3 separate regions of the Homo sapiens genome follow, and regions 1 and 2 are each linked to region 3. Evidence: chromatin loops called from intact Hi-C (ENCODE). Cell type or tissue: GM12878. All regions are shown on one strand. Region 1 overlaps AUTS2 (activator of transcription and developmental regulator AUTS2). Region 2 overlaps AUTS2 (activator of transcription and developmental regulator AUTS2). Region 3 overlaps AUTS2 (activator of transcription and developmental regulator AUTS2).

Region 1 (8,000 bases), 75 kb before region 3:
GTTCATTTACAGAGGTCAGAAAGACATGCGCTATTTTGTATAAGAGTTGTATAAGAGGTAATTTATTGATTTCTTCATAATTTTAACCCCTTTGGGAAGTAAGAAAAGTATTCAAATTTCTCATATCAAAAAGTGCAACCATTTGCCAAGACAGGTGCCACCTCAGCATCTTCTAAGGCAGTATGTATTTATACTTAAAAACATAATCCAACAAATAAGTGTCAGTTTAAAAGCTTTCTTTTGGTAGTATGGAAAAACATCACAAGAACTTGGGTTTTACAACCAGGCAAGTGAAAGAATAAGCAGTTTGGTTTTAGAACTATACATCTTTCCTATAAAAGTATTATAATTGCACCCTCCGAGTAAAAAGATCAGTTGCCTTCAACGGAGTCTCAGAAAAAAAAATCCTATTCTTTCCTCTCTACTAAGGAGTAACATCTTCCCATAATTACAGGAAAGCTGTGCATTAAGTTGTCTGCTCAGGAAGTACCATTTCCTAATAAGATGCAAACCTAATTCATTCTAACCAAGTCAGAAATAAAGACTAAGTTCTCGCCTCTTCCCTATTTCATCTGTAGTTCTCAATAACAGGCACTAAATGACAATCCATTAATGTAGAAATGCTCCTCAAAGCTCACTCTCATCTCAAGGTCCCCTCCCAGCTAAGATGGTCAGATTCAGTTTCTTTACCTGATAAGAGGCAAACGCAGGCGATAAAGTAATTGTGATATTTACAGGCATCTAGGATGATAGGAAAGCAATCACGAGTATTCTTCAGACAAGCTTTTTGAACATCTACTATGGTCATTAAACACTCATGTGTCACCTTTTACCAATGATCACATAACAGATGGCAGTTGTCTGGACTGACACACAATGGACCACTCCCCTCCCTCCTACTATAAATGCATCTTACCCTTCTCCTTTAAATGTCTTCATATTACATGAAAACAAAATTTTAAAGAAAAAAAAACATTAAAAATAAATAAATGTCTTCACAGAGCCTATCAGTTACAGACTGACTCCAAAACGGCATTACCTTCAGACCTACAGACTCCTTTACAGACCTTTACAACACTGTATTTGTGTTATTCATAAATTTAAAAAACTATGGGACCCAGAGGGAGGAGCCTAAGAAACATTCAAGTCCAAGCCCTTCATTTTCCAGATGGGCTGTTACCAGATGGTGACTTGTTTGGGATTTCATAATAGCACAAGTGATTCTAAGAATATTAAAAATGAGAAGTATTATGGCCTTATCTCAATTATCACCTTCTGCATTCCTTCTTACTAGAAATATAACACTTGATTGGATAACATATTTTGGCATCAACACTGAAGGTAAGAAAATACTCCTTGTTTTTAAAAGTTTTACATAGGGCCAAAGATACAATTCATGCTTTCCTTCTCCATGATTCATAAAGAGTCAAAATACTTGCTTTTCAAATATGTTACCTAAAACAAAGATAGCTTTGATTTCAAATACCATTAGTACAAGAGAGTTGGCCATTAAGACCAAAAGCTACTCAAATTTAAGATGTGTTACGTCTTAGTCTTCTTTTCCGATCATAAAACTCTGTCACCAGAGGACCTTGAAAGTCTCGAAGAAGTAGAAAGAAATACAAAGAATAATTCTGAGGACACAGAATAGAAAAGTCAGATCACGTCTAGAAGAAAAAGATTCAAGGATGAGGATCCGCAGCTTGGTGTTAACTCAGAGTAAGAAGGCTTCCTTCTTACCCTGCTGGGGCGGGGGCCTGAGGGAGAGGGGGGTGGTTACATTGCAATCTCTCTCCACTGAGATTAATTACTTTTCTCACATATCTCACACAGAGGCATGAGTTAGGAGTCACAAATACCACAGGAACATCACCTTTTATAGAACTTAGGCTTTCCTCCCTCTCCCCAACTCCCTATCAAGAAAAAAATAAATAAAACTTCATCTAAATATGGAAAACAGAACAAACCACGGAACTAGAGATATCTGGGTCTAAACCCTGGCTCCTTCCCTCATTGACAAGGCCTCAGACAAGTCACTTTATCTCTTTGAGCCCTCGTTTCCATAGCTGTTAAGTAACCATGATATTACCTACTAGGCAGGGTTGTTGTACAAATTATAGGTTATACTATAAAAACTCCCTCACTGAATGTAGCATAGTATGCATTAGGTAAATGTTAATAATTACTATTATAACTCCAGTCTGGCGTTTCAGGACACAAGTGTACCTTTGGAAACACTGTGCTGGTTGTCAGATTTAGGCATTACCTTGGAAGCCTTCTGGGTCCATCTGAAACCCATCACCCCAGATGTTTTACCAGGATTATATGCTTCACTACGTATAAGGCAGAATTCTGACACCAAACTGCCCACTACATCATATTGAGGCTTTTGATCTTTCCAATCTTTTAACTAAAAACCATCACCCAAATACACTCTTGATTCTTTGTAAGAGTGACTTCCAACCAGGCTGACTGTTTTCAAATAGGAAACTTTCTAAAACTACAAATGTCATTAGGTCCTAAAGAGGGGCCAGAAATTTAGGTTTAGTAGCTCTCATTATATGATTCTCAAGATCTGTGTGGTTTGGGAACCATTGTTTTGTTTGATCCCAGATCTCCCTGCCTCTGCAGAGAAACATCTGCAAACCAAAAATTACCTATTCCACCTCTAATTAGCAGCACCTGCTCTGTACACCACAATTCCTTCCTCTGCTTTCTTCAGTGATAGTCAATCCTACCCAATGGTCCTGCCAAAAATAAATAAAACACACCCAGGACACAGGTAACTAACTTGACAGGCACTGAAGCCTCTGGATTTGTGCAGAAAAACTGCTATAAACAGCTTCATATCTCATTATTAATCCATCTCATGTGGGGATTTCCACAGGCAGAAAGGCTTCCCAAATGCCAAGAGCCATACTTTCTTGTGGATCATTGAAACCTAATTATTAACAGGCCAGTAAGCCTCATTATCAGACGTTCATACAATCAACAGATCACAAAGATAGTCTTGAATTATAGCCTATGGAGAACAACTAAGACACCAAAAGGCAAATTCATTTTTTGCCATTGCCCTCCCAGATGCCACAATATCTGAGCTTCCCCGGAAAATATAAATCTTAGCAAGGCATTTCTCACACACAGGCAATCATTTTAGCACCTTAGAACCATGAGATGCACAATGTATGTGATGAAATCCACCTGTTCCATTTATCCTAATTGCAAAGATCTCTCCCCTGCAAGCCAGTCCATCTTGACAACTGTTAAGACAGGTCTGCCCTAAATACCAGTACCACTTAGCATCAAGCTTTGTTGCATAAAGCACATCTGACTGAAAGGGCACCATGCTGAAGTTTCAAATCCTCATAGAAAGAGCTGAGATTGGGTTTTAGATTCTTTTAAAGGCACGCACACAGCTTTGTTGGACAACCACTTCAGCATCCCACCAAGGATATCTTCTCCACCTGTTACGAAAAACCACAGTGGAGGAAGCACCTAAGGAAGGGATTTTGCCGCCACAGGAAAGAGCGAACCCAAGCTTCCTCACCTGTCTGAGTGCCTTCGGCATTTTCTTTCTCTTCCCAAGGTGCTGGCAGAGATTGCGGTCATTTTCTCGATCTGAGCTGTAGTGGTGTGGGTGGCTGAGTCTGCTCTTCTTTGAATGAAAGGACAAGCCATTGGTAAGTGCTTCTCGTTTCTTCTTGGTCAGGGGCGTCTGGCGTTTCTCCACACGTTCCTGAGGCTTAAGTGCTACATCTTTCTGTAGAAAAGAAGAGAAGGAAAGGGAAGTGGTGGTTACAAAGGTATCTAGGGTCACACCCAAAATATAGGCTAAATACTAAAGGGTGTTACTACTAAGTGGGAGAGGGATAGGAAAGTGGGATATGAGAAGACCCAAAACTAAGAAACATGGCTTCTCAATTTTCCTGAATCCTTAATGCCATCACAAATATATATATCCTTTCTATTATTACTGGGCAGAAAACTAAACAAAACACAAGTATATGCATCAAAAGTGATTTCACTGCTCCCTGGGATAGCAGCTTTCTGTTCGATTTGGTGCTGGGTCCAGCACACAATGACCTTCCCCAAGGAAGTGCAATACACTCATTTCCCAAGTTGGTACATCAATTATGTTTCAGAAAATGAGCACTAAGTGCATGCTCAATTCAAAAGAAATAGCACCCAACTGAATTTATCAGGTCCAGGTGGATGTGAGCCAGCAAGAAAGAACTGTCTATTCATATGATTAAAATGTTTCCTTAATGCATTATATTTTTTTACATGTTCCTCTAAGCATCCTTTATTTCCATTTTCTTTGCAAAATGTAACAACAATATTATCACCAAGATCAACAGCAACTTTTAATTTATTCCTGTGTGTGGTTGGGGATGAGGGGAGGTGGGTAGGAAATGGGAAATCAATGTCCTTGAATGGGGAACTGCATCTGTAGAAACTACAGGTAAGCATTTCAGGCCACATGACCTGATAAGAGTTCTGTGCCTCCAGGCAGCTCAGTACACACCAAGGTTCCAACAGACTGGGCTTTTAGTGTCCGGACACTGACATTATTCATTATCAGAAGTGGAGTAAGTCACTACAACTCTGAGACCACGTGCAAAATGGGCTCTCAGAACATCAAACAAACCACATACATGCAAATATCCTCTGCCCTGTGAGAAATGATGCACACACTAAGCAATAAAATGAAAATGTTTTGGCACTCAGTTATTTGGAAACTAGTGGATCTAATCCTCTTACACAGAAAATCCCCCTCATGAAGCCTTACCACACTTCCTCAGTTTCTGCAGTCCTAAATGAACTTTTTAAAAATTTTTTCATTTCTGGGGTACATAGTCGGCATATATATTTATGACTTACATAAGATGTTTTGATACAAGCATGCAATGTGTAATAATCACATCAGGGTAAATGGGGTATCCATTACCTCAAACATGTATCCTTTGTATTTCAAACAATCCAATTATATTATTTTAGTTATTTTTAAATGAACAATTAAATTTTTTACTATCTAAATGTACATTTAAAAATAAAACAAAACCAAAATAGAAATTTCCTTTTACTCATTTCTCCTTAAAATACCGCTCTCTTTCCTCCCTTTCACATCCAATTTTCTCACTGTTCTGCTGCAATATCCCAGCACTCCCAACTTTACATGCATGGTACTCCCTGACATCTCTCCCCAAATCAGCCATTCCTATTAGTCTGAGACCTTGAGCCTTGTTATGATCTGAATGTTTGTGTCTCCCCAGAATATATTTTTTTTCTGAGACAGAGTTCGCTCTTGTTGCCCAGGTTGGAGTGCAACAGCACGACCTTGGCTCACTGTAACCTCCGCCTCCCCAGTTCAAGCGATTCCCTGCCTCAGCCTCCCGAGTAGCTGGGGTTACAGATGCCTGCCACCATACCCAGCCATTTTTTTTGTTTTTTTTTTTTTTTGTATTTTTAGTAGAGACGGGGTTTCACCATGTTGGCCAGGAGATGGGGGACTTTGGGAGTTGACTGGATCATGAGGGTGGAACCCTCATGAAGGGGATTAGTGCCCTTATAAAGGGCCTAAGGGAGTCTATTTGCCCCTCTACCATGTGAGAACAGGTACCATCCATGAGAAACAAGCTCTCACCAGACACAGAATCTGCTGGTGCCTCCACCTTGGACTTCCCAGCCTCCAGAACTGTGAGAAATAAATGTTTCTTGTTTATAAGCTACTCAGTTTATGACATTTTGCTAATGCAGCCTGGACAAACTAACGCAGGCCTTTACACTGATTTGCCTTGGCCTCAAAAGGCCTCTCTTACACACTCCTCCCTTTTCTAGTTCAGTGACTCTTAGCAGTGTTGCCCACTCAGGGAGACCTTTCTTGTAATACAAAGTACTCTATTCTCAGGTCTTCACTCATTCAACAATTATGTTTTGTGTGCCCAGTACATGCCAAGTACCAATGTAGCACTGACCTATGTTTAGGATGATAATGGTGTGGGGAAAAGTCACCACCCTCATAGAGCCTAGAATTTACAGGACAAATACTAATCAAATCACACAAATATATCATTGCAAACTGAGTTAACAACGCTAAAGGATAGGTTATGGGTGCTAAAACTAAGGGAAATGATATAGTCCAGAGGAGAGGGTTAGAGCTGAGAAAATGACTGCTATTTGACCTAGATCTGAAAGGCTGAACAGAGAGAACAGCTTGTGCAAAGGCCTTGAGGCAGCTGGGTGCATAATCTCTTGAAAGAATGTGAAAGAGGGGAGGGACTAAGTAGTTCATCTCAGTAATCCCAGTGCTTCACATAAGTACTTCACATAAACCAGGCAAATAGTAGGTGGCCAATGTATTAGTCAATAAATACATAAATAAAGGAGTCAACTAGTTAAAACATCCAAACCTATAAAGCACAATACTGACTTTAAAATAGTCTAAGCTGTCTCTAACATACAGTGTAGCAAGCCAGAAAGGGTGATAGAAGCAGGAAACCAAGGAATCTAGTGTGCACTGCTGGTATACACGAAGGATCACAGCAAACAGCAAGAAACCCCAGAAAAGGGGAAAGGCCTTATCCTTAAGAGTAAGAAGATATCAAAGATAACAGTCCACAAGGCAAATAAGCAGCTTCTGGCCTAACTTCCAGCTGCTACCACTGCAGACGATTAACCCTCTGCCATCGGAGAGGTAGCTCTCCTGAGGCAATGAGGATGTGGTGAAAAGTGTTTCAGGGGACAAGTCGAGATCAAAGCAAGCGCACATGGCCATTGATTTCACAGCCTTGCATGCTATGCCTAACACATAGTAAATGTTCAATGAATGGCTGCTGAATTGAATTCCTTTGTCCAGTGTCCACAACCTCAGTCAGCTATGCCAGGCATCTGCTCAGCTCAAAAATGTTCTGTGTTTAGTCTCACATTTAACCAAAATAGCTGCCATAAAGAGACACTCAGGAATAATGGCAACACTAGCAGAGGGAGCCAGGTGAGTTCCATCATGGGCTGCTTCTATATAATGTGATTAAATTGTACCACTTCTAAGTGTAATATAAAAACTCCCCACAGGGTATAAAGCTCCTTTCTTTGTCACACAACCCACCTACTGCCCTGCATCATATGCATGTAGAGGATCAGATTAATAAACAAATGATGCTTAATAATGTATCCACTGTGCTTTTAAAAAAATTATGCCATTCTCTTTGGAGACCAAATCTTTCATACTGAAGGTGCTTCCAAAGTATATTGAAAATTATGTGTAATTCCATACAAATGTGAATTAATATTTATGAGAGTATGCTATAATTTTTTCCAAATCCATTTTATTTTCATGTAGCATATTAATCAAGGAATTCTCACTGCACTGCAGAATAGCTACACAGAGCAAATGGACCCCATGCCGTGACATTAGCTTGTAAGAGACCTGCTGAAGTCTTAGCAGCAGTAGTACAATCATCTTAGCTCCAATTAATATTGAGATTTTCCACTCGGGGGGGGGGAAGAAGAGAGAGAGAGGATCAAAGTGTGTCTAGAGGTGGTGGCTTAAGAGGTAAGAAGAAATGAAGAGTCTATAACAACTTTTTATTATGTAACAGGTTTATATTTTCAGAGACTAGAGATTATCTTTATTTTTTTCAAAGATCTACCTTTATTTATAAATTACTATATAGATTTTTTGGTACAAATCCTGAATAAACCAGACCACTCTTTGTTCATTCCCTCTATAAACAGGTACTGACTGCTTACCATTTATAAAGTAAAATAACTATTTAATTTTTTCAGACTGTCTTGGAGAAAAATGACAAAAACTATCCATTATAAGCATTAAGAATCAAAGACAAAGACTGATCATAAACTAATCATCTTATCAACAGTCACAAGAGTTGTGTACATGACTACATGCCTGTGTAATTGTTTGTAAATATACACCCACCAATGCTTTCCTCCACCACCAACCAACCAGTAGCACTAATTTAAGAACTTCCTTAAGGAAACCT
Region 2 (8,000 bases), 64 kb before region 3:
AAAAAACTAACACAAACTATATTATAAACCTGAATGTAAAACCTAAAACCATAAAATTTCTAAGAGAAAACTCTTGTAATCTTGGGTTAAGCTAAGATTTCTTACTATGACACCAAAGGCATAATCCATAAAAGAATAAATTGATAAATTACACTTCAAGAATTAAAATTTTGCTCTTCAAAAGATACTGTCAAGAAAATAAAGTGACTGTTCTGTGAGTTACCAGGAGAGTAAAAGATACATAAATAGATAAGCCACAGAATGGAAAAATATTTTTTAAAATGTGTATCTGATAAGTTTTGTATACAGAATATATTAATTTAATAAATTCTTGGGCCAGGTGTGATGGCTCACACCTGTAATCCCAGCACTTTAGGAGGCCAAGGCAGGCAAATTGCCTGAGGTCGGGAGTTCGAGACCAGCCTGGTCAATACAAAAATTAGCTAGGTGTGGTGGTACGCGCCTATAGTCCCAGCTACTCAGGAGGCTGAGCAGGAGAATCGCTTTAACCCAGGAGGTGGAGGTTGCAGTGAGCCGAGATTGCACCACTGCACTCCAGCCTGGGCGACAGAGCAAGATTCCATCTTAAAAAAAAAAAAAAAAAAAATTCTCAAAACTAAAAAAGGAAACAACCCAATTTTTTAAATAAGCAAAAGATTCAGATACTTTGCTAAAGAAGATATCTGGGGCCAGGTGTGGCAGCTCATGCCTGTAATCCCAGCACTTTGGGAGGCCAGGGCAGATGGATCACAAGGCAGGAGATCGAGACCATCCTGACTAACGGGTGAAACCCTGTCTCTACTAAAAATACAAAAAAATTAGCTGGGCATGGTGGCATGCACCTGTAATCCCAGCTACTCGGAGGCTGAGGCAGGAGAATCGCTTGAACCCAGAGGGCAAAGGTTGCAGTGAGCCGAGATTGTGTCACTGCACTCCAGCCTGGATGACAGAGAGATACTCCATCTCAAAAAAAAAAAAAAAAAAAAAAAAAAAAAAAAAAAAAGATATCTGTCTGGAAAGTGAATGAATACATAAAACAATAGTTAACATCAGTAGTCATTAGGGAAATACAACTTAAAACCACAATGAGATACCACTACATACATATAAAATGGCTGAAATAAGAAAGAATGACCCTACCGAGAGTGGGCAAGGATGCAGAGGATGCTCATACATACACTACTGGTGAGAATATGAAACAGCACAACCACTTTGGAAGAAAGTTTAGTAGTTTCTTTAAAAGTTCTAAGTACACCGACCATATGATCCAACCGTTCTACTCCTAGGTATTTCCCTAAGAGAAATTAAAGTACATGTCTACATGAAGAGCTACACATGAATGCTCCTAGCAGATGTGCAATGCTTCTAAAACTGCAAACAACCCAAATGTACATCAATAGATGAATGGATAAACAAACTGTGGTTGTAACCAATCAATGGAATACTACTCAGCAATAAAAAGAAATAACCTCCTGATACAGGTGGCATGAATACGTCTCAAAATAAGTATGCCAAGTGAAAGAAATCAGACGGAAAAGATTATATTATGTATGATCCCATTTATATAAAATCCTAGGAAATATGAACTAATTGATAGCAACAGCAAGCAGGCTAGTGGCTTCCTGGGAGAGATAGGAAGAAGGGATTATAAAGGGACATAAGGAAACTTTTGGGGTGAACATGTTCGCTGTCTTGATTGTGGCAGTGGTTTCATGGGTATATACACATGTCAAAACTCATCAAATTGTATATTGTTAGTTTGTGCAGTTTACTGGAATGTAAATTATACCTCCATAAAGCTGGTTTTTAAAAACCAGGGGCCCTTGCCGTCATGCACAACTGGCATATAATTATCCCTAACAACTAGATTACATTCAGTTTTCATTAAAAGAAACTCATCTTTTAGAATCCTAAAACCAAGGGATGACCACGTCTGGGAGCACTGGCTTTAGGCCATAAAGTAGCCATGAAATTTCCACTGGAGACAACTCAGTTGTGAACACGAATGTCTTGACTGAGGAGCACTGCCTGGCCTTCACCTCATTTTCAGTGACAAGGTAGAGTTCGTATTTTTTTTTTTTTTTCATTTTTAACAGCCAGTTCTCAATTATTATTCAGAGGCTAACCTTTTGTAAAGTTTTCTTATCTTTCTATCTGGTAGCCTGATTACTGTTTGGCTACATCCCCTCCCATGAGCACGTTAGCCAATAAGCAAAGAAAGAAAATATAAATAAATTTTACTGCTCCTAAAATGTAAAAGAATTGAGGCAGTTTATTAAAACATACTTAATGTATATAATGATACACATATGGAATCTAAATAAAGATGAGAGGGACAAGGTTTAAAAAAATAGATCAGGTACAGATAAATTCAACATATAAAAGGCACCTGTCAATGCTGCAGTGCCACTGTCAAAGGTGAGAAGAGAACAAAACAAAAAGAAAACAAAACCACACACTGAGAAGCTCTCCTAAACTCAGCTGTGGGATGAGGTCACGACTATCCGTTTAAGTGAGATTTTTGCACACTCTGTGAATTGAAAACATCCCAGGAGTCTCCCATTCCCACAGATAATTGAGAGTTGGCTGCCGTTAGACCTTAACACGCTCAAAGTAGTTGAGTCCCTGGCAACCAGATGCTATTGCTTAAAACAGTTTAGGCTCTCAGCCCTGAAGGATTCCTAAAATTGGATTACAGTCCCTCCAGATAATCTGAGAAATACAGCATGACGAAAAGGAAACCTTAAAAAAAAAATTAACTCCTCCGTAACAACAACATTCTGAAAGCTGAGCACAGCATGACTGAGGCAGAAAATCTCATCAGTGAGGGCTTAGGGCAATAACGTACACAAAGGACGAGTCCAAAAAGGCAAAAAGAACCATACAACAGAAGATAGTGTAATGGCAGCCAGAAGAGAAACTAGCACCACACAATTCTCAGGCCTCTCCAAGGGCAGAAGCCTGGTATGCTAACTGAAGAAAGACAAGCAGAACACTCAAATTTCGATTGCTTTTTCTCCCACTTAAATCTAATCCACTAAAGTAACACACGCACACATTTGAGAGGATGTGTAATTCTAATGATACTTGCTTTAATTAACCATTATTCTTTTTACATGTAATATGTTCTTTTTAAAAAAAATCTGACTAGACATTTTTCCGAAGAAGACATACAAATAGCCAACAAGTACATGAAAATGTGCTCATTAGTCATCTGGAATATGCAAATCAAAACCACAATGAGATGTCATCTTGCACCTGTTAGGACGGGTATTATCAAAAAGACAAGAGGTACTTGTCAGTGAGGGTGTGGAAAAATGGGAACCACTGCACACTGCTGATGGTAAAGTAAGTTGAAACAACCATTATTCATTTTTTGATTAAGCACTGTATGCAAAAGATAGGAAAAGAATTAATGTACTTATTACAGTGTATCAAAATATTGGTAACTGGATCTTCCTGGTAATACTCAGAATTACCTCCATAAGGACAATGGCTATGACTTCATCATGCCAGAATTCCTAGCAGAGAACAGAGTAGAGGACACACAGTAACCTGTTTATAAAAGAATGAATTAGAACTGGACCTGGTAGTGCATGGCTGCAGTCCCAGCTACTTGGGAGACTGAGGCTAGACAACTGCTTGAGCCCAGGAGTTTGAGAACCCTAGGCAACAAAGCAAGAGCCCATTTCTAAAAACAAAAACTTAAAGGAGAATGAACTTGTGAAATTAGGATGCCCTGAATGTCCTCTCATTCTGAAGCTGTTGGGCCATGCTATGAATTGTACTACTCCATCACTCTTCCCCTCTCGGACTTCCATCCAAGACTTTCAAACACATTATCTAATTATTTCTGTTATAGTTTATTTGTCCCCTCCAAAACTCATGTTGAAATATCCCCAATGGGTGGGCCTGGTGGCTCATGCCTGTAATCCTAGCACTTTGGGAGGCCAAGGCAGGTGGATTGCCTGAGCTCAGGAGTTCGAGACCAGCCTGGGCAATATGGTAAAACCCCGTCTCTACTAAAATACAAAAAATTAGCCAGGCGTGGAGGTGTAGTCCCAGCTACTCGGGAGGCTGAGGCAGGAGAATCGCTTGAACCCAGGAGGTAGAAGTTGCAGTGAGCCGAGATCGCACCACTGCACTCCAGCCTGGGTGACAGAGTGAGACTGTCTCCAAAAAAATAATAATTTAAAAAACCATACATATATATATATATATATATATATATATATATCCCCAATGTTGGAGGTGGGGCCTAAGAGGAGCTATTTGGGTCATGGGATTGGATCCTTCATAAATAGATTAATGCCCTCCCTCATGTCGAACTCTAATAGAACTAAGAGAGGTTCTTACTCTGTTAGTTCCCACACGAGCTGGTTGTTAAAAAGAGACTGGTACCTCCCCCCATCCTCTTGTTTCCTCTCTCATCATGCGACCTCTGCACACACTGACTCCCCTTTGCCGTCCATCATGAGTGGAAGCCACATGAGAACTCCACCATAAGCCAAGCAGATGCCAGCACCATTCTTCTTGTACAGTCTGCAGAACCATGAGTGAAATAAACCTCCTTTCCTTATAAATTACTAGCATCTAGTATTCCTTTTTCTTGTTTTTATTTTTACTTTTTTGTAGAGACAAGGTCTTGCTATGTTTCTCAGGTTGGTCTCTAACTCTGGCCTCAAGCGATCCTCCCGCCTTGGCCTCCCCAAGTGTTGGGATTAGAGGCATGAGCCACTGCACCTAGCCTCAGGTATTCCTTTGTAGCAACACAAAAACAGACTAAGACACATTACCACATCCATATCCCGGATAAACCATTTCTATTCCCCTATATGCTAAAGAGGGGATGAACAGATGCCTAGAAATAACATAAATCGCCTTATTAACCCCAAGAGAAAAAAAAATGAAAGAGGCCAATGAATGTTAGTTCTAAACATCTTTTTCATGGCTTGATATCAAGGCCAAATTATAATTTACTGGATCTCAGTACCTCACTATTCACAGAAAAATCAAAAGTGGTTGCAGAGGTTGCAGATATTCCACAGAATAACTCTGATTAGCCAGTGAAAATCTATTCAGATCTTCAAATTGATCCTGATTAGTAATAAGTCACATACTTTCCTTTTCTTTCCTAAAAATGTTTCGCTTTCTTCTCTTCCCCAGGTATTCACATACTATCACACCTTCACTTTAAGTGAACAATGTCTCTAGAAGTATTCAGCAACTAGCTCACTGATTCTATTGTAGTTACCGTAAGTGATAAGTGTAAAATGATTACTTCTCTGTCCTGGAGGAGGCCTTCTAGCTTCCCTTCAGCAACCTTCTCTGAGTTTCCATTACTTTTTTTTTTTTTTTTTTTTTGATGAAGTCTTGCTCTATTACCCAGGCTGGAGTGCAATGGCACAATCTCAGCTCACTGCAACCTCCACCTCCCGGGTTCACATGATTCTCCTGTCTCAGCCTCCCATGTAGCTGGGATTACAGGCATACATCACCATGCCCGGCTAATTTTTTGTATTTTTTAGTAGAGACGGGGTTTCACCATGTTGGCCAGGCTGGTCTCCAACTCCTGACCTCAAGTGACCCACCCGCCTCGGCTTCCCAAAGTGCTGGGATTACAGGCGTGAGCCACTGCACCTGGCCCCAGGAAGACAATCAATAAGTATGTCTAGCTCTGGCTTTTAAGATGTCAAATCTGGCTATGCACGGTGGCTCATGCCTTTAATGCCAACACTTTGGGAGGCCAAGGCAGGTGGACTGGCTTAAGCCCAGGAGTTCAAGACCAGCCTGGGCAACAGAGTGAGACCCAGTCTCCAGAAAAATATTTTTTAAATTAGCTGGGTGTGGTGGCGTATGCCTGTAGTCCCAGCTACTCAGGAGGCTGAGGCAGGAGGACTGACTGAGCCTGCAGTGAGCCATGATCACACCAATGCATTCTAGCCTCGGTGACAGAATGAGACCCTGACACACACACACACACACACACACACACACACACACACACACACACAAAGAAGTCAAATCTGCATTAACAGGCAGCAGAGAACTCTTGATATGTGACTTTGGTTAAGGTTGGTTGCATTGTTCTAGAGGCAGGGGTGGTGGCTAGAAGTAAAGAACTACTTCACAGAGTGGCCCATTTAGGAAAACAAAATGATATGAAGGGTGGGGAAGAGAGAGACATTCTGTCCACTCAGCAGACAAGAAACAATTTTATGAAAGACAATTTAAAGTTTAGAGCTATTCAGTGGTATAAAAAGCAACTTCTGGCAAAATTTGTGTTATGTGGCTCTGAATATAAACGCAGTTTTACACAGCATATCAGGAAGTGTGTGTATATATGTGAGGCAGTCCTTTTATGACTCAAGTTTTTCAAGAGGTTTTGTCATGTTTCTAGAGAACTATGGAATAATTACTACTAAAGGAATAATTCTGTAACTTTCTTCCAACTTTCCAGAAACTGTTGTCAACTTCCTATTGAAGATGTGCAGGCATTCCTTCTCTTACAGAGCAGTGACATAGAGAATCAACATGAACAAGTGCATATATGCCTATTAGTATTCCACGAACAATTGCTACATCCTTTCTCAACCTAATTTTGATTGGCTTCTCAAGGGCAGAGACCAATCTACCTCAATACCTATAAATGTAGGGTCCTCCTCTTAGGTTCCTTCAGCCTCTCTAATGTTACCATACTGGGAGGCTATTTAGCACACAAAAAATATCAACAGATGTAACTTAGAATTCATCAATTCAGTGGAGGGTTTGCCTCCAGAGCACATTTTCCAGCCTTTCAAATATCTCTGTGAGACTTCTCTTATGTATACGTACTCTTCAAGCTCTCTTGTCCTAACTGGGTTTTGATTTAAGAACTAAACATAATTTACTGAAAGGTCAGACCATTTCTGAATATAAAGCGAGGACTAATTTATCTTTTTCATAACCATTAATGTCTGCACAACAACTCAGCATTGGAAAAAGTTTACAGTATCTTTTAAAATAATCACCTCATTGAATTCTCTAATAGCTCTCTAAGCAGGCACCATCAGTTTTATTTTATACATGAGGAAACTAAGGCTGGGTAAACAAGTGACTTTCCAAAGTGAGAAAATCAGCAACTGGCAACACACCCAGAGTCCCTTGGCTCTAATCCTGCTTCCACTGCCTAACACCACGTCATTACAGATTTATTTCTAAGTGCCAAGATTAGGGTCTTTTGTTGGAAGGAAATTTTAAATTACAGTTTAGTATTGTCTCATTATAAAAATCCTTCTGTGCACCTCCACTTCCCCACCGAAGTGTAATTAGGGAAAGGCTATGCCTCCTAAGTCAAATAGCCGAACTCCTTCTGAAAAATTCACATTGTCAATAAAAATCTAGACAGAAAATAAAAGCTTTGGCTTTTCTGTAAAATTGACAACCTTCACCGATTTATTTAAGAGGTGAAAAGTGGCAGGGAATGACACCTTTCTGACCTTAAAAAAATAAGAAGCTGTAAATATACTCTAGACCCTGAATTCCATATGTTCTGCCTATGTGACTCAATAAATATTAATGAATAATGATGAAAGCTATAAATACTCGCGGCACAAAAAGTAGAAATTCCTGTTCAACACATATTGCAAATAACCTATCACTACATGAGAAACATATATGGGTTTCATGGAAAGTTTTCCAAGTCTTAGAGCTTGTTCACACAGCTATGACTCTGTACTTGCCTTCCCTCTCTCTCAATCTTCACCCCCAGTCTTCTATTTCAGGATTTATCCAGACAGAATTTTCTTTCCCTTGGCATCATATAGGTAAAAATAAAACAAACTATCCTGCAGGTTTTCAGAGACACAGAAAAGTGCTTAAGATATACCCACTGACCTGAGACATAGACCAAATAAACTCCTCAAGCTATATCTGCAGTGAGAATAAATTAGACCCTACAATTACGGTTGAGGCAAGAAAAGAGACTGTCCTTTCAGTTGGCTACTACATTGACTTGAAAG
Region 3 (8,000 bases):
GATCAATTCAACAGCTCCACAATATCATCAAAGATAGTATCTATCTTTTGTACAGCTTTGCTGTCCCCTGCATGTGGGCCTGTCCTCTTACGCTGGCTCACGGTTCAAAGATGGCAACTGCCAATTTCAAAGCACCACATGCAGACAACAACCAGATAGAAATTATACTTCTCTTCATCAAAATCAAGGAAACGTTTTCTAGAAGTGCCCACACAAGATTTCCCCTCATGTCCAGCCAGCCAGACCTGGACCTTCCTAAGCCCATCACTGACAAGGAGTAGAAATATAATGACTGGAATAGACTAATCAAGATGTACCCCCCTGAACTCAAGTCCACATGGAAGTGAACACCTAAATAAAATCAAAGTTCTGCAAGCAAGGATGTGAGGTGAGCTGACAAATTCGCATTGACATCTCCTCCACAGCAATGCTATCAACCTTGTTTCCCAACCCATTGATCAAGTCCTCACGGAATGCTGGTCCCCAGCCTGTATTATGTAATGTGATTTGAGGCATGGCAGTTTCTACAAAAGAATTACTGCAGAGCACTCTCGTCTACAAAAGACACGAGGCAAAATTAAAAGAAGAGGAAGGAAACCATGCTGTGGGCCTTCCTCTGTGGGAACCAGCATATTCACTGGCCACAGTGCTGCAGACAACTAGGAATGAGCAGTCATAGAGACATCCCATCAAGGTTTTCAGTGACTCCGTTCAAGTACAGTAAATAAGGAACAGAACAACCCTTCTCTCATTTCATGAGACTTTAAATGCCCCTTCTGATGCCAACCAAAAAGATAAGCTTTGTTTATCTTAACCACAATTGATGAAGTCAAGTGCTTACTTCCCCTTAAATGGAAGGAGTGCTTTTCTCCACCTCCCTACACCTTTCCCCTGGCCAAGTTTTAAGTTCTTGTGTTTTAAGTAAGAAGAGCTTCATGTGGTGTTCTAAAATCCACTTCATGCTTCAAATTTCTATTGAAGAATATACTGCAGCCATCTTCAGAATCCAGGGTTTTTTTAGGGGTTTTTTTTTCCCCTCTTCTTTTTCCCCCTCTATCACGGTTACAATCCATCTACGCAGGATAAGTGCATCCTGGATGGAGGTAAGTGTGCTGCGCAAACACACAGGGAGCTCTTGAGTACAAAAACCACTTTCCTGAGTTTGAGATCCTTAACTCTGACTGTTCTCCTTACATGCAAACATAAGTTAACAGTCTCTCTGGGATTGGGGGCAAGGAAGCAAAAAGACGCTTTGCTTATAAGAGGGAGAAAAGAGGAGAGTAAAGGCAGGACAGAAAGAACACATAGTCCAAGCAGATTCCTGGGTGTGGCTCTTTTCAAAATTCCCAGAAGCTACAACCACCTCTCCATGAGCTAGTTCTGGGGCCCAAGGAAAGCATTTCCCACCCTGGACCTGTCTGGTAACTGGGAGAAACACTCCCAAAAGTCAAGAAATTAGAAAGCTCAATAGCCAAATGCCTAATAAAGACAGAGCTGACATGAAATGGGTGTTGACTCTTTATCCCTTCACAGATAAACAATGTTATTTTTATCCTAGACTTCCTTGAGATGGAAGTAAAGGTAGACAGCATAGAACACATACTAGACACTCAATAATTTGTTGGAGGAAGGAAAACAACTCATAAACCACCCCAGAAAAATGTAGTCTTCCAAAACTAAATATATTAAGCTTTAACATTATCATCCTAGACACACAACATAGACTGAGAAAAACACCTTGCCTAGGAATAAAATACCACACACAAATATTCACACTTACAATAGACTAAAAGTGAAAGTAGGCATTTTGGAGAGGCAAGATCAGAATTCTTAATAAAAGATGACACTCTCTTGACTACATCAAGTGTATATTCCCGTCTATCAACTGTGCTCTACAGAGGCAAATGGCAAGATGCTTAATATTAATAGTTGCACACGCACACACACAAGCAAGCACATGCAATGCAAATAAAGGATTCAACTATGACAGCCAGGACAGAACCCTGAGATGCCATTAGTCACATTTATAGGGTGTTCTAATCCAAGCAAAAGTACTATCCAAAGCTCAGTGTACTGAAGGGATTTACAGTCAAAAGCTGTGGATTCAAGGCCCAGGTCTATCACCTTAGGCAGGTCACTTAACCTTGCCGCATCTTAAATTTTTTTATCCATAAACTGGAGACAATAATTAGTTACTTTGCCAGTCCACAGCCGTGTGAGAGATTAAAACCTTCTGGACAGGAAAACTATAAAATAACTAACTAACTATAAGGGGTTATCCTTACTTAATATACTTCTCAATCTACAAACCAAAAAATAACAAATTATCAAACTCCCAGGCCATTCTCCCCTGTGTTCATAGAATTCTCCCTGCATGAATAACTATAGCTGCAGGACCTGATTCAATATGGGCTACCTAAAAAGGAAAAGAAAGAAAGAAGAGTTTTTAAAAGGCCCTAATTCTCTTGACTGAAAAAGGTGTCTGTGTTTAAGAGCAAAACAGGGCAATAGAGAACCTGTTTCCAGTTGGAGTGCAGAACCACAACACTCATAAGGACTAGATGCTTAAAGAGGAAATAAATGGCACTACGTTAATTGCTTCTTTACCTGACAATTTATGTTGCACACAGCAAGCCTCTGCTGATCTTAACCAAGGATCAGTTTTATGCCTCAAGCATTCCGAAGCTGGGCGTCTTCCTCCTCCTGGAACAATAAAAGTGTATGCTTGTGGACCTGCTCCCTTACGGACCACTGAAGGAGAAAGGCTCAGGGATTAAGTAAAAAGGCTAGTACATCTGGGCTCCATTCCATTATTTAGTCATCCAAAAGAAGTGAAGTGGAGGATAGTGAGCATCTAGTATATGCCAGGCACTAGACTGGCTGCAGAGGATTCAGAGATACAAAAGACACACTTGTTACCCTCCAAACCGCTACCCAAATACAACCGCATGGCTCCATTGTCAAAATCAGCACTGCAATGGAAGACAACAAGGTTACTGCTGAGAAAAAGCAGAACTGTTCTCATGCCACTGGTTCTTCCATTAAGACAGTGCTTTCGGAGGAGAGCCTCTCAGCCCAGTTATACCCTAGAATCACCTAGGGAGTTTTTTAAAAACATCAATGCCTGGGCCCCATCCCAGAGCAACTATGTATCTGGAACTGGCCCAGGCACTAAAATTTCTTAAAAGCTCTGCCAGTGATTCTAATGTGACCCCAGGGTTGAGAACCATTGTTTTAAGTCCTTCTGCCCCAGGAAGCTTTCTCTCATACTGACAGATGGCAGTAATGCATAACAGAAGAGGTCTAAAATTGTTAAAGGACATGTGGCCTCATTCATATGGATTGCAAAAATTAATATTAAAAAGATAACTATGTAAACGCTAAAGAAAGCTCTACTTACTGGCTAAATAAAGAAATTTCTTTCTAAAATGGCCCAGGAAATATGTTAGCAAAAATGTTTCTTGATTTTAAGTTACTATCCACACAAAATCACCAGTAAACAGGAGCCACCGAAGTATAGTGAAGTATTTTCTGCATAAGGTTCAATCCCACCAACCCTTTGTCTTTTAACTTGTCATTAAAAGTCTTATTGCGCAATCTCCGAAATAGATACAGCTTTTGATTGCCAGCCAAAGCAGATCAGGAAATGCAGATTAAGTAGACAGCTGCAAAGCTCAATTTCACCAGTAACTACCCCAAACCACATATAAACTCAAGCCAGAAGGAGAAGTATGGCCAATGAAAGTGCCAAATGCCCAGGTCTTTTATCTGATTGCTCTGTTTCCATGGCCTTACCAAAATGAAGGGAAAGGTGACAATGTCCACAGAAAGGAAACGCAGACACTCCAGTGGCTTGTATGGCAAGGAGGGTTCTCAGAACTGAGGGGTTGTGAAGCTGATGAAAATGATAGTGAAGCCCAACCAAGATCGGCGATTAAAAAAAAAAATCGAGGGCTGGTTTCGGTTCCTATATAAATTATACTTCTGCCACAACAATGGACCACAAGATATCAGTTCTCAGAAATAATAACAATGATTTATGACATTAAGTATCACACTTATTTTTTTTTTTTTGAGACAGAATCTCGCGCTGTCACCCAGGCTGGAGTGCGGTGGCGCGATCTCGGCTCACTGCAAGCTCCGCCTCCCAGGTTCACGCCATTCTCCTGCCTCAGCCTCCTGAGTAGCTGGGACAACAGGTGCCACCATGCCCGACTAATTTTTTGTATTTTTAGTAGAGATGGGGTTTCACCGTGTTAGCCAGGATGGTCTCGAACTCCTGACTTTGTGATACGCCCACCTCGGCCTCCCACAGTGCTGGGATTACAGACGTGAGCCACCGTGCCCAGCCGTATCACACTTATTAATAGCTATAATTTGAGTACTTACATCCAGTGACTAAGCTAATCATTCAATCTCACAATATCTCACAAAATCCTCACAATATCTCAGTGAGGTTGGTATTATTACTAACCCTATTTTATAGATGAAAAAACTGAGGCAAAGAGAAGTTCAGGTCTTGGTCAAAATCATACCTCTAGAGTTTCAAGTCCGGCTGTCTCTTCGGAATACAGAATTCTCAATTTCTCTCAAAGTATCTAACAAAATCACCTCAAAACTCATCAAATCCATTTCACTGTCAATGTTCATATGAAACGTTTACATTTTCCCTGGGTAACTGAGTTCCTCTTGCTGGTTTTTTGTTTTTTTTTCCACCTAGCAATCATGATTTTTTCCTGTATTCAGTAAGTGCTTCCTTTTATGTGCACAGAAAAATCAATGTCATGATAATGGTGGTGTAAAGCTGAAGTGATCCCCAGTATAAGTGAAACCTGTTGATTAGCAGGCCCGGCACAACTATAGTACTTTGATGTTAGTCGCCCCTAATTAAAAGAGCACTCAACAGTTAAGTACACAAACGAGTAAGCTGAAAAGACCTGTGTTAACAGCAGGGGTGATCTACCAATGTGTCCAATGCTGATGGACTGTAGCTGCTGTGGGACACATGTTTAGGCATCTTTTCATCACTGCTGCTCAACATACAGTTCAACAAGCAGGCTCCTTTCAAGGGCTCCTTACCTAAACAAATCCCCCTTGCTTCTACAAGAGTCTATGCTGAGTGGAGTTCAGATTTAACGAGGCATGCAACCTTATGCCATTCCTAGCCAACTACTGTCCTGCACAATCTAATTGCCAGGTGTAATAACCAACACTGTAGCTGCAGCTTCCACTCAGGAGAAGGCAGCAAGGCAGATACAGCAGCACATCACGCCTAAGTTATGAGACGGGACAAAGACAAGGGAGAGAGAGGTTGCTGAAAGGAAACTCAAGTGTAAGGATAGAATGATGACTTCGTTTTTTTTACAGTTCTGCCTTCCTCCCACCATTGCTAAGTACCAATATGCTTGCTAGGAAGTGGAGACAAAAATGCAAATAAGTAGCTTAGACCAAACAACTCAAAGTCCCCAGTTTCTCTGGACACTTTCTCTCACCTTCTCCCTAGTTTTCCATTTTAGATTTATTTTTGTCACTTGCAAAACATGGGGACCTCGGCAGTAAGTGGGCTGAAGTAATAAATAGGACCTTCAAAAGCTCCAGGTTTATTTCTAAAATTGCAACCTTCCTCACAACAGGAGTAGCAGCCATATGTATGATCTCATGGGATCAGGACTCAAGAGACTCCCACTAGGCAGATATTGGATTGGACTCCACTCTCAACTCTGGTTAACAAAGAAAACAGCACAGACTTTGTTTTGTTCTTCCATCATCTTGGGTGGGGCAAGATTCTATCTGTCCTGTGCTAAAACTCTTAAACTCTTTGAGATACAGTTTCATCAAACAAACTTCCATATCTTATGCTGCTTTTTCCTTTCTCTTAACACCTCCCAGCAGTCAACACTTCTGCCAAGATCAACAACTGTCCAATTATAAACAAAATGTATCATTCTATTCGCCAAAGTCTAGAATCTAGAGCAAAAAGGGTACAGGCTTTGCAGGCAGGCAGGCTTGAATCAAATCTTTTGCTTTTGGAGATGAGATCTTGCTGTGTTGCCCAACTGGTCCCAATTCCTGGGCTCAAACAGTCCTCCCACCTTGACCTACCAGGTAGCTGTGAGCCACTACAGGTGTGAGCCATAACACCCAGCATGAGTCAAATCTTGAATATGTCTCCAAGCTACATATCCTTTGGACCTTCTATAAAAATCAATCTCTGTGTTGCTAAAATTGTGATGGTTAAGCTCTACCAATGACAGGCATAAGTGGCTGGTCCACAGTGAATTGTAAATATTTCTTCCCTCTCACCCTTAACTAATATGACTCTATTGTTGCTTACATCACCATTTTTCTAGAACTCTGCTAGTTCAAGCCCTTCTCATCTGCCTCACAGTATTAAAACTAGACTAGCCTTCTAACCCATCTACTTCCCTCCAGTCACTGATTTTTTAATTAGATTCATGATTACAACTCTAATCTTGTTACTTCCCTGCTCAATAACCTTCAGTGGCTCCCCTCTGCCTTTAAAGGAAAACAAAAACTTACTAGACTTTTTTTTTTTTTTTTTTTTTGGAGACCCTGTCTCACTCTATCGCCCAGGCTGGAGTGCAGTGGTGCAATCACAGCTCACTGCAGCCTCAACCTCCTGAGCTCAATCGATCCTCTCACCTCAGCCTCTGGAGTAGCTTGGACTGTGTCCAGAGTTGGTTCCTTCTGGTGGGTTCTTGGTCTCACTGACTTCAAGAATGAAGCCTTGGACGTCAAGGTGAATGTTACAGCTCTTAAAGGTGGCACGTCTGGAGTTGTTTGTTTTTCCCGGTGGGTTCATGGTTTCCCTGACTTCAGCAATGAAGCTGCAGACCCTCGCGGTGAGTGTTGCAGCTCTTAAAGGTGGTGCAGACCCTAAGAGTGAGCAGCAGCAAGATTTATTGTAAAGAGAGAAAGAACAAAGCTTCCACAGTATGGAAGGGGATCAGTGCTGCATTGCTACCGCTGGCTGGGGTAGCCAGCTTTTATTCCCTTATTTGTCCCTGCCCACGTCCTGCTCATTGGTCCATTTTACAGAGCACTGACTGGTCCATTTTACAGAGTGCCGATTGGTGCATTTACAATCCTTTAGCTAGACACAGAGTGCTGATTGGTGCATTTACAATCCTCTTGCTTGACAGAAAAGTTCTCCAAGTCCCCACTCGACCCAGGACGTCCAGCTGGCTTCACCTCTCAGGACTACAGGTGCATGAAAAACTTACTGGACTTAAATGTGTATTTCTTCATATCTCTACTCCTCTGGATCCACCCCCATCCCCAAGTTAGATTCCAGTTCCCTCTCTCCAGTATACACACAGCACTTTATACATACTGGGCACTGAATCTATGTTGAGCAGCTTATCACTTTTTACAGTTACCCCTAATTTTCATGAGTGCCTCTCTCACTTTTAAAGTAGTAGCCTTAGGCAAATAAAATCTTCCTCTTGAGAATCTCACGTTATAAAGCCTTTCCAGGTGCAGAGCCCTGGCCCCAATTAATTGCACCATTGCCAGAGGTAATAAAAGAGATGAACTCACAGGAATCCAACTTGTGAGGAATATATTTTCTTCTTCATAAACCTGCCTAAGTTCTATAGTTGATTTTACATTAATTTTTCTTGTCCGGAGTGTGTGTGTGTTTTCACTACACTTAACTAAGCTCTTGAAGGAACAGAACCCTCCCTATCACATCTGAGCTCATTCATGCTACTCTACCTCTTTCTCTCCTATTCAGTCCTCAAAACCTGGCTCAATAACTTCTCTCCCCAGCAAACACTGCCTTGATGATCCCTGCTCTTCCAGTCTTTGACCCCTTTCCCACATGATTGACAGTCCAGCTTAGCATCCTGCTATAAAGCACCTTATTCTCTCCTTCGCTGTGCCCTATAGGAAGCCCTTAATTCTATGTGCCTTGTTTACTCATTTATTCCCCCTGGAACTGATGAACCTAAAGCAGGAGTTGTCAAACTTTAGCATAA

What was found. Hi-C counts contacts between places; a loop is a spot of excess contacts. Peaks named below come from ENCODE experiments on the same cell type or tissue, not always from the same donor. Only the 100,000 strongest peaks of a DNase experiment are listed, where the experiment ranks them.
Region 1: it touches region 3 in a loop (2.4-fold over the local background); 4 of 110 quality-filtered maps call a loop at or near these places.
Region 2: it touches region 3 in a loop (2.9-fold over the local background); 4 of 110 quality-filtered maps call a loop at or near these places.

Annotation. Positions count from the first base shown.
Region 1 is chr7:69,895,046-69,903,045 of GRCh38, reverse strand. It overlaps AUTS2 (activator of transcription and developmental regulator AUTS2), which reads right to left. Exons shown (of 19, transcript NM_015570.4): 2 at 3,548-3,760. Among named protein-coding and RNA genes, the nearest start is that of AUTS2, 300 kb to the right of the region's middle. In GM12878, no CTCF peak of the experiment used is centred here; a DNase peak (open chromatin) is centred at 4,625; H3K27ac peaks cover 466 bases.
Region 2 is chr7:69,884,778-69,892,777 of GRCh38, reverse strand. The region is part of intron 1 of AUTS2 (activator of transcription and developmental regulator AUTS2); the gene reads right to left. Among named protein-coding and RNA genes, the nearest start is that of AUTS2, 290 kb to the right of the region's middle. RefSeq lists an enhancer at 2,854-2,983. In GM12878, no CTCF peak of the experiment used is centred here; a DNase peak (open chromatin) is centred at 3,227; H3K4me3 peaks cover 567 bases; H3K27ac peaks cover 1,760 bases.
Region 3 is chr7:69,820,483-69,828,482 of GRCh38, reverse strand. All of the region lies in intron 1 of AUTS2 (activator of transcription and developmental regulator AUTS2), which reads right to left. Among named protein-coding and RNA genes, the nearest start is that of AUTS2, 230 kb to the right of the region's middle. In GM12878, a CTCF peak has its summit at 3,277; DNase peaks (open chromatin) are centred at 3,045 and 3,842; H3K4me3 peaks cover 4,556 bases; H3K27ac peaks cover 3,450 bases.